Regions from separate parts of the Homo sapiens genome. Here region 1 is linked to region 2. A link is an interaction called in ENCODE POLR2A ChIA-PET data of the cell type or tissue named here. Cell type or tissue: PC-9. All regions are shown on one strand. Links, peaks and the distances in the headings refer to the core of each region. The heading gives the core; the rest is flanking DNA.

Region 1 (5,382 bases), core at 91-5,090, 130 kb before region 2:
AAAAATTATGGCTAATGTTGTTAGTAAGAGCCACATTGAGTGATTGACCCAGAAAAAAAGATTAAAAGTGATTGGGCCGGGCGCAGTGGCTCACACCTGTAATCCCAAAACTTTGGGAGGCCGAGGTGGGCAGATCACAAGGTCAGGAGATCGAGACCATCCTGGCTAACACAGTGAAACCCTGTTTCTACTAAAAATACAAAAACGAAATTAGCCGGGCGTGGTGGTGGGCGCCTGTAGTCCCAGCTACTTGGGAGGCGGAGGCAAGAGAATGGCATGAACCCGGGAGCCGGGAGGCGAAGCTTGCAGTGAGCTGAGATCGCACCACTGCACTCCAGCCTGGGTGACAGAGCAAAACTCCATCTCAAAAAAAAAATATTAAAAGTGATTAAGAACTACAAAAGTAAAAAGTCAGTGATAATGTTTGTTTATCAGGCAGGCATGTCCCATTCCACCATAGCTATGATTTTGAAGAATAACTAAGTGATGGAAGCTGTTAAAGTATTTGCTTCCTTAAAGGCAATGGGATTAACACAAATTTGAGAAGGGTCTCTATCAGATATGGAGATACTTCTAATGACCTGGATTGAAGCCCCAAACAGAAGCACATCCCTCTCAGCACCATGACCAACACAGCCAAAGCAAAAAGTTTGTTTGCAATGATAAAAGAAAAGGCTGGACCTGACTACGATGTTGAATTTACTGTTTGCTCTGGGTGGTTTAAACAATTCCAGAATTGTTATCCATTACATAATGTGAAAGTGAGTGGCGAGTCTGTGAGTGCTGATGTGAAGGCAGCTGAAGAATTTTTGGAGACTTTAGAAAAGTTGACTGTGGAGGAAAATACTTGCCAGGGCAAACTTTCATTATAGATAGAACTCTTTTGGAAATGGATGCCTAAAAGGACTTTCATCCACAAGGAAGAAGGTCAAGGTAATGCCAGGTTTCAAGGCTTTTGAGCTCAGGATAACAGTCTTGCATGGAGACAATGTTGCAGGCTACAAATTGAAACCCTTTATGATCTGGCACAGTGAGAGCCCCAGGACCTTCAAGAATATAAATAAGCTCACACAGGCCAGTGTACTGCATTACTTAATAGTCATGAATCCTCTTCCAGGATTCTCTCTGGAATTACTATGCCAGCAGAATGGAGAAGTACTGTTTGGAGGATAATGAACTTTCCAAGATTCTGCTTATGGTTTTTTATTTTTATTTTTTTGAGACAAGGTCTTGTTCCGTCACCCATGCTGGAGTGCAGCAGTGTGATCTTGGCTCACTGCAACCTCCACCTCCTGGGCTCAAGCAGTTTTCCCACCCCAGCCTCCTGGGTAGCTGGAATAACAGGTGCAAGCCACCACACCCGACTAATTTTTGTGTGTGTGTGGTTTTTTTTTTTTTTTTTTTTTTTTGGTAGAGACAGAGTCTCACCATGTTGGCTGGGCTGGTCTTGAACTCCTGGGCTCAAGTGATCTGCCTGTCTCAGCCTCCCAAAGTGCTAGGATTACAGGTGTGAGCTATCGCTTATTGCTGTTAATGCTCCTGCACATTCTCCTTTTATTGGCGCTCTTCATCCCAACATCAAGGTGTTTCTCCCTCCAAATACCACCTCTTTGATCCAATGGATCAAGGAGTTACAGCAGGTGTTTTTTTTGTTTTTTTTTTTTTTTTTGAGACGGAGTCTCACTCTGTCGCCCAGGCTGGAGTGCAGTGGCGCAATCTTGACTCACTGCAACCTCCGCCCCCTCGGTTCAAGCGATTCTCCTGCCTCAGCCTGTTGAGTAGCTGGGATTACAGGTGTGTGCCACCACGCCCAGCTAATTTTTGTATTTTTAGTAGAGACAGGGTTTCACCATATTGGCCAGGCTGGTCTTGTACTCCTGACCTCGTGATCTGCCCACCTTGGCCTCCCAAAGTGCTGGGATTACAGTGGTGAGCCACTGTGCCTGGCCAGTTACAGCAGCCTTTAAAACTCACTACCTGAGGAGGACCTTCTTTCAGGCTATTTCTGCAACTGAAGAAGACACTGAGAAAACACTGATGCAAATCTGGGAGGATTACAACATCTATGACTGCATTAAGAAGAATCTTGCTTGGGCTTGGGGTGATGTCACCAAGGAGTGTATGGATGGCATCTGGAAGAAGAGACTCAAGAGGTTTGTCCATGACTTTAAAGTATTTGCCAAGGATGGGGAGGCTGCAAAATCAGCAAAGCTGTGGTTAAGATGGCAAACAACTTTAACCTGGGCGTGAATGAGGATGACAACATTGAGGAGCTCCTAGAGGTGGTTCCTGAGGAATTGACTAATGAAGAGTTGTTTGAAATGGAATAAGAATGTGTAGCTGAAGAAGAGGCAAGAGAAAAGGAAACTGTAAGAGATATAAAACAAGAACCACCAAGAAAATTCACAGTGAAGGGTTTATCAGAAGCTTTTGCAGACCTCAAAAAGCTCCTTAAAAAGTTTGAAAACAGGCTGGGTGCGGTGGTTCACGCCTATAATCCCAGCACTTTGGGAGGCTGAGGCGGGTGGATCACTTGAGGTCAGGAGTTTGAGACCAGCCTGGCCAACATGGTGAAACCCCATCTCTACTAAAAATACAAAAATTAGTTGGAAGTGGTGGCAGGTGCCTGTAATCTCAGCTACTCAGGAGGCTGAGGCAGGAGAATCCCTTGAGCCCAGGAGGAGGAGGTTGCAGTGAGCCCAGATCACACCACTGCACTCCAGCCTGGGGGACAAGAGTGAGACTCCATCTCAAAAAAAAAAAAAAAAAAAAGTTTGAAAACATAGACCCTAACAGGGAAAGGTTTTCATTAAGAGAGAGGAATGTCCATGGCGCATTACCTGGTTACAAGCAAATCTACAATTAAAAAATAAAAAAAGAAAGAAATCAAGCAAACCACCTTGAACATATTTCTAAAAAGAGTGACACCACCCCATTAAGAGCCTCAGGCAGGTCCTTCAGGAAGCATTTCAGAAGAAGGCATTGTTATCATAGGAAATGACAGATCAGTGCATGTAATTGATCCTGAAGACCTTCCAGTGGGACAAGATGTAGAGGTGGAAGACAGTGATATTAATGATCCTGACCCTCTATAGGGCTAGACTGATATGTGTGTTTTTATCTTAGTTTGTAACAAAAGTTTTAAAAGTAAAAAAAATAGTAAAAAATTTTAAAAATAGAAAAAAGCAGGCCGGGTGCCATGGCTCATGCCTGTAATCCCAGCAATTTGGGTGGCCGAGGTGGGCAGATGACTTGAAGTCAGGAGTTCAAGACCAGCCTTGCCAACATGGTGAAACCCTGTCTCTACTAGAAATACAAGAATTAGCACTGGAAATCGCTTGAACCCAGGAGCGAAAGGCTACAGTGAGCCGAGATCATGCCATTGTACTCCACTCCAGCCTGGGTTGAGAGCGAGACTCCATCTCAAAAAAAAAAAAAAAAAAAACACCTTATAGAATAAGGATATAAAGAAAATATTTTTGTACAGCTATACAATGTATGTTTTAAGATAAGTATTATCACAAAAGAGTCAAAAAGTTAAAGAAAACTTTAAAAGTTTATAAAGTAAAAAAGTAGTAGTAGGGTGGGTGCAGTGGCTCATGCCTGTAATCCCAGCACTTTGGGAGGCCAAGGCGGGTAGATCACTTGAGGCCAGGAGCTCGAGACCAGTCTGGCCAACATGGCAAAACCCTATCTCTACTAAAAATACAAAAATTAGCAGGATATGGTGGCAGGTGCCTGTAGTCTCACCTACTCAGGGGGCTGAGGAATTAGAATTGCTTGAACCTGGGAGGTGGAGGTTGCAGTAAGCTGAGATTGTACCACTGCACTCCAGCCTGGGTGACAGAGTGAGACTCTGTCTCAAAAAAAAAAAAAAAAAAAAAAGAAAGAAAAACGCAACAGTAAGCGAAGGTTAATTTATTATTGAAGAAAAAATTTTAAATATATTTAGTGTAGCCGAAGTGTCTACCATAGTGTACAGTAATGTCCTAGGCCTTCACATTCACTGACTGACACCCTGAGCAACTTTCAAGTCCTGCAAGCTTCATTCATGGTAAGTGGTCTATACAGGTATACCATTTTAAATTTTATATGCCATATTTTTACCATGTCTTTTCTTTTTTTCATTATACTTTAAGTTCTAGGGTACATGGGCACAATGTGCAGGTTTGATACATAGGTATATATGTGCCATGTTGGTTTGCTGCACCCATTAACTCATCACTTATCTTAGGTATTTCTCCTAATGCTATCCCTCCCCCGGCCCCCCTCCCCAGCAGGCCCCGGTGTGTGATGTTCCCCACCTTGTGTCCAAGTGATCTCATTGTTCAATTCCCACCTATGAGTGAGAACATGTGGTGTTTGGTTTTCTGTCCTTGTGATAATTTGCTGAGGATGATGGTTTCCAGCTTCATCCATGTCCTTGCAAAGGACATGAACTCATCTTTTTTATGACTGCATAGTATTCCGTGGTGTATATGTGCCACATTTGCTTAATCCAGTCTATCACTGATGGACATTTGGGTTGGTTCCAAGTCTGCTATTGTGAATAGTGCCACAATAAACATACGTGTTCATATGTCTTTATAGTAGCATGATTTATAATCCTGCGGGTATATACCCAGTAATGGGATTGCTGGGTAATCTAGTTCTAGATCCTTGAGGAATCGCCACACTGTCTTCCACAATGGTTGAACTAATTTACACTCCCACCAACAGTGTAAAAGCATTCCTATTTCTTCACATCCTCTCCAGCATCTGTTGTTTCTTGACTTTTTAATGATTGCCATTCTAACTGGCATGAGATGCTATCTCATTGTGGTTTTGATTTGCATTTCTCTGATGATCAGGGATGATGAGCATTTTTTCATGTGTCTGTTGGCTGCATAGATGTCTACTTTTGAGAATTGTCTGTTCATATCCTTTGCCCACTTTTTGATGGGGTTGTTTTTTTCTTGTAAATTTGTTTAAGTTCTTTGTAGATTCTGGATATTAGCCCTTTGTCAGATGGGTAGATTGCAAAAATTTTCTCCCATTCTGCAGGTTGCCTGTTCACTCTGATGGTAGTTTCTTTTGCTGTGCAGAAGCTCTTTAGTTTAATTAGATCCCGTTTGTCTATTTTTTACTGTATCTTTTCTATGGTTTTGTTGTTGTTGTTGTTGTTTTGTTTTTTTGTTTGTTTTTGAGATGAAGTCTCACTCTTGTCCCCCAGGCTGGAGTGCGCTGGTGCGATCTTGGCTCACTGCAACCTCTGCCTCCTGGGTTCAAGTGATTCTCCTGCCTTAGCCTCCTGAGTAGCTGGGATTACAGGCGCCTGCCACCATGGTCAGCTAATTTTTGTATTTTTAGTAGAGACGGGGTTTCACCATGTTGGCCAGGCTG
Region 2 (5,382 bases), core at 235-5,234:
ATCCTGCAGACAGAATAAGTGTTGTAGTGGATTATTATGTTGTCTAAAAACAGTCTTTGTGAATAGTGAATGACATTTGTGAAATTTTCGGCTATTTACTTTGCAGTGCTTCCATTTCCATTCTATTTGGAGTGATGGTTTCTCTTTTCCGACACCTCCCCTCTTCCTTCAACTTGGCAGTGTGAGATAACCTGACAGGGTGTATTGAGGAATCCTTTCAAGGTACAGCCACTCAAAGTTCTCCAGAATTCTGGAAAATTCCACTTCTTCAGTTGCATATGAGTGTGCATGTGACAGGAACAGAGAGAGAGAGAATGAGACTGAGAGCTAGAAAGACAGAACATCACTGGCCAGCTGCCATGGAGAGAAACATTTGTGAAGAGGCATTTGTGAAGAAACAGCCCAAGGGTTGGGGAAATACTTGAGGATAGAGCAAAACCCTTTAATGTGCTTCAGTTTTGCAGAGCAAACCTCAGTGTGCTGGTGCAGCCATCTAAAACCTCAACTTTCATAGCATCTTAATTTTTAATATTTCATGCCAAAAAATAGGTCATATACCCTTGGTGCAACATTTAATATTTCTATGTGTTCATCATGAATATTAAATGGCTTTTTCACTCCTATGTCCCAGCCCGTCAGGATCTTTCTTTGGAGACAACTTTTCTTTTTTTTTTTTTTTTTTCACTTAACTTCCAAAGATGGTTCGTGTATCAACCAGCGTGTGTGTCCTTTTTCTTCTCCTTTTAAATGCAAATGACAGCATGCTGTGTACATCATTTTATACTGACATTTTTGTTTTTACTACTTTATATGTATCTTGGAGATAAGTCCAGGATTTATAGTTTTTTGTTTTGTTTGGTTTTGTTTAACAACTACCTGGTGTTCCATTCTGTGAATGTGCCATCGTTTGTTTAACTTGTTTCTGTTGGGAGTTATGGACTGAAGTGTGTACTTCCCAAAATTCATATGTTGAAGTTCTTACCACTAGTTCTTCAGAATAAGACTGTATTTGAAGATAGGTCTTTAAAGAGGTAACTAAGGTTAAATTAGGTCATTGAGTGGCCCCTAGTCCAGTATGACTGGTGTCCTTTTAGGAAGAGGAGATTAGCACACAGGCATACACAGAGGAAAGACCATGGGAAGACACAGGAAGATGCTGATCTATAAGCCGAGAAGAGATGTCTGCATATTAATGGAAGGCTGTGCCTGAGTCCACAAGAAGACTGGCTGATCCCAGATTCAGAGCATTGTTGAGTTTGCCTTGACTGAAGTTTCATTGCAAAAATATTGTAGGTGTACCTAGAGACATCATCCACCTTTACAGGAACAGAGTATATGACTGATTCTGTGCAGTTTGCAAAGAATGTTGTGTGTCTGAGAGTTGCTTTTGTAGAAACATAACACTGTTTGTGCAGGTTATTGTGGGAAGAGACAGAAAACTCCCACCCACCTTTGAGAATGGCAGGCCACTGATACCCAGAACACATGTTGAATGGCAGGTTGCCTTTGATCATTTTGGATCTCTCTCCTGAAATTGCACAGCATGTGGCAGAATTGGAAAGGGAAACACAGCCTGCTGGACTTCAAAGTGTGTGTTCTCAGCCACCTCATTTTACTGCTTGGTGATAAAAATAACCTAGGATACTTCTGATTATTCAGTCCAGAGCACTGTCATGTAAAATGACAAAAAAAAAAAAAAAAAGTATTATAAAAGATTGCTAGTTTCCCTAAGATAGGAGTTTTTCTATCCAGGCATCAAGGATCCCAAGAATCCTTGAAAATTGCATATAACATTTGGGTTTATGTAAATATCTGGAGTTGTTTTTTCATGATCAGAGCCCCTAACTTCCCACAGAATTGTAAAAGGGTCCATCTGTGCCTATTGCCTAGAAATGTTTACTGCTGTTTCAGAAAACCAACTGTAGATCCTCCCTTTTCCCTCCTAGGCCATTTTCCAAGACATCAACATGTAAGTTTTATTTAAAAATTTATTTAGAGGTAAGTGGAAACTGTCATTGTTCTCATTTTGCTCTACAAGGAATGGAAGTGTAAAGAGGTTAAGGTGATTCAGCACCAGTGTGTTGGTCCGTTTGCATTGCTATAGAGGAATACTGGACTCTGGGTGATTTATAAAGAAAAGTGGTTTATTTGGCTCACAGTTCTGAGGGCTGTACAAACAAGGCACCAGCATTTGTTTGGCTTCTGGTGAGGCACAGGGAGCTCTTAGTCATGGTGGAAGGGAAGGGGAACGGCATGTCACATGGTAAGAAAGGAAGTGAGAGAGGGAGGGAGGAGGTGCTAGTCTCTTTTAAACAACCAATCTCATTACAGCAGGGAGGGCACCGAGTGCCTATGAAGGATCTGCCTCCATGACCCAAACACCTCCCACCAGGCCCCACCTCCAACATTGCGGATTACATATCAGCATGAGATTTGCAGGGGACAGAGATCTAAAATGTATCAACTAGGAATCCTGGTGCATGGTCCTGCCTCTGAAACTGCTCTTTGCCCAGGGTCTGTCATCTCTACTTGTAAACTATTGGTTACATTTTCTGGCCAGGCTTCCAACTCTTCCTAAAAGTGCCTCCCATTTTTCTGCCTTTGTGCTTTCTGCTCATGCCATTTGCTTTTGGGAGCTTTTCAATTCTACCCACCCTGCGAGGCCCAGCCAGGGCTGACGTCCTCTGAGCAGCTTCTGTAACTACTCCAGTGGAAAGTGTTCTTCTCTTCCTCCATATTAGGATGGTACCTAACTCTATATGAGCTGTCACAGCATGAACCTTGAGTCATTTCTCACATTCTTTTCTTAAGCCATCACCTGTACCTTGTGTTTGTAGCCTGCGATTGCCAGGCCACAGCCATCAGGGCTTTTGTGGAAAGGGGACAATGAGTATCATATTTCTTAGGCTCCTGCTGAGGCAGGTCCCTCTACCTCCCTTGAGGTCACCCTTGTTTCCGAGAGTCCCTGGGGTGGCTCGTGTGTGGCCTGCGCAGGGTCCCCTTCCTTCTGCCCTGACTCTGGCTGGTGGTGGGGGCTCCTCCTGAGGCCCCCCTGCTCCCAGAGCTCTGGGAACTTGCTGCCCAGATGGCTGTCCAAGCCCAGTTGCACCAGGGCCACACTGAGCTGAGGCCGCTTTGCCTGTTCTACTCACGCTGCAGCAGTCCCTCGGCAGGCTGACCCAAGTTGGCCTCTCAGCTGGGTCGGGGGGAACCCCTGATCTTCACCTCTATTTTGTTCTTTGTTTCATGGGTTCAGAGCAGTGAGACTTGGCTCCCAATGGCTTACAAATTTTTAGGCCAACCACTCTTTCCATCTTATTTGGTGTTCCTAGAATGCAGCTGGGAGTCCAGGGCACTGTATCCTCTGATTCCAGGTCTCAGTCACTGATCCAGGTTATGGCCTGACTCTCTTTCTCTTTGGGAGGACTCTTTCCTAGGAGACCTATTGGTAATAATATGCTGGGGGCAGGCACTGGCTATAGGCTTTGCCCCTTGACCTTACAGAAACCTTTGTATAACCTTATGAAGTCGATAGAAGGATGAAGCACTAGACTGGGGATCAGGAAGCCTGGAAGCCCTCTGGTGGCTTTCCAGTTGCTGTTGTTTTTAGTTTAATATATTACTTTCTTTAACTGAAATCATTCAAGAAGCCCAGCATGTAAAACAAATATGGCTGGAGCTGCTCTGGATGCAAACAGGGTCAATGTGAGGAGTCCTACAACTCAGCCACCCTTTCCCTGGGCAGCTGGGCCCTGAGTTTTTTCTGGGGAAGGATAGCCAAAACACAGCTCCCAGAGCACCCAGTCTCACCCAGAACACAGGTGAGCTTCCGGGTACATCAGAGGTACATTTCCCACCCAGAAGGGATGCAAGTTCATTTTCACACAGGCCAAAAAGAAACCCAGTTTTATCTGGTGGTGATTTATTCTTTCTCTCCCTAGCCACTTCTCTTGAGCCGAGTCTCCAGCCTCTGTGGGTTTAATCTCTTACTAATCCTCCACCTCCCCTCCAGCATCTTTAGCTGACACTCTTTCCTCCTGGCAGATGATCACCACAGGCCTTTAAGGGATGGTAAAATGAGCCAGGAAATAATCAGAGGCCCCAAGGCTGCTTTAGGTGATGTTTGTTGGGTCTCACCCCCACTTCCTCGGAGCTTCAGGTTTTCCATTCAAGCTCATGGATGCCACACCCGGGGCATTCCAGCTGAGCTCTTTGTAGCTAGCTGAGCCAGAGTTTGTAGACAGCTGGAGAAAAAAATGTGCTGAAGAAGCAAGACCTCCATGCTGTCATCCTGTTGGGACTCACCCCAATAGCCTCAGCCGGCTCTAGCTTTAGTGGGTGCTGAGATGGTCTGCCCTGAGCAGTGAAAAATGTCAGGGGAGTGAGCAACAACAAAAGCCTGCATCCTTTCTCTCACTCCATCCTGGAGTTGAGAATGACTGCAGAATGAGCAACTATCCAGGATACAGGATATACTTGTCAAAGTGAGAAAGGTACCTACAGGCCATTTGGAATGACTCATGAGATTCCTACCTGATAAAGGAATGTCTCAGCCCTTCCTGGATATGTATTAGGGGATGCTTAACTCTAGAAAACCCTCCTCAAATGCCACAGATGGCAAACTCCAGGCTGTGTGTGTTTTCCAAGTAGGGAAAACCAAGGATATAGAAGGCGAGCTGCATTCTAAAATGATACTGAGACACATGTTTTCAAGTGCAGATTCTGGATTAAAATGGTATTAAATGAAATAAGCAGGAGGCTATTGGCTTGAGGCTGAGTCTGTACTTTGAGTCTTTAATTAACAAACTGCAACCTAGTTTAGTAAGTAAACAAATTGGAAGTCTAATAGGAGCATAACAGTGGAGTCTCAGCCAATCACAAGCAGCCATGCTTTAGCCAATCACAGGAAGCTGATTGATCAGACCATGTCCAAACAAGACAAATGCTGAGATGTAACCAATAAAGCTCTTTCTGTCCTTTACTTCCTGTTCTGTTTATAAATACTGCCCACACTGCAGAGTGAATTTCTCTGAATCTCTTCTAGTTAAGTGCTGCCCAATTCATGAATCATTCTTTGCTTCCAAAAACTGTTAAATTTAATTTATCAAAAGCTTTTCTTTTAAAAATGTCTGTTGGCCGGGCGCAGTGGCTCGTGCCTGTAATCTCAGCAGTTTGGGAGGCTGAGGTGGGCGGATCATGAGGTCAGGAGATCAAGACCATCCTGGCCAACATGGTGAAACCCCGTCTCTACTAAAAATACAAAAAAATTAGCCACATGTGGTGGCACACACCTGTAGTCCCAAATACTCAGGAGGCTGAGGCAGGAGAATTGCTTGAACCTGGGAGGTGGAGGCTGCAGTGAGCTGAGATCATGCCACTGCA

What was found. Peaks named below come from ENCODE experiments on the same cell type or tissue, not always from the same donor. Only the 100,000 strongest peaks of a DNase experiment are listed, where the experiment ranks them.
Region 1: POLR2A ChIA-PET joins it to region 2 with 7 read pairs; 2 of 35 experiments call an interaction of 5 or more read pairs at or near these places.

What each region holds. Positions count from the first base shown.
Region 1 is chr2:172,119,591-172,124,972 of GRCh38, forward strand. No RefSeq gene overlaps it. Among named protein-coding and RNA genes, the nearest start is that of DLX2-DT, 19 kb to the left of the region's middle. In PC-9, for the core only: no CTCF peak of the experiment used is centred there; a DNase peak (open chromatin) is centred at 2,191; H3K27ac peaks cover 2,974 bases.
Region 2 is chr2:172,244,584-172,249,965 of GRCh38, forward strand. No RefSeq gene overlaps it. Among named protein-coding and RNA genes, the nearest start is that of DLX2-DT, 140 kb to the left of the region's middle. In PC-9, for the core only: no CTCF peak of the experiment used is centred there; DNase peaks (open chromatin) are centred at 2,178, 2,828, 4,488 and 4,968; H3K27ac peaks cover 3,454 bases.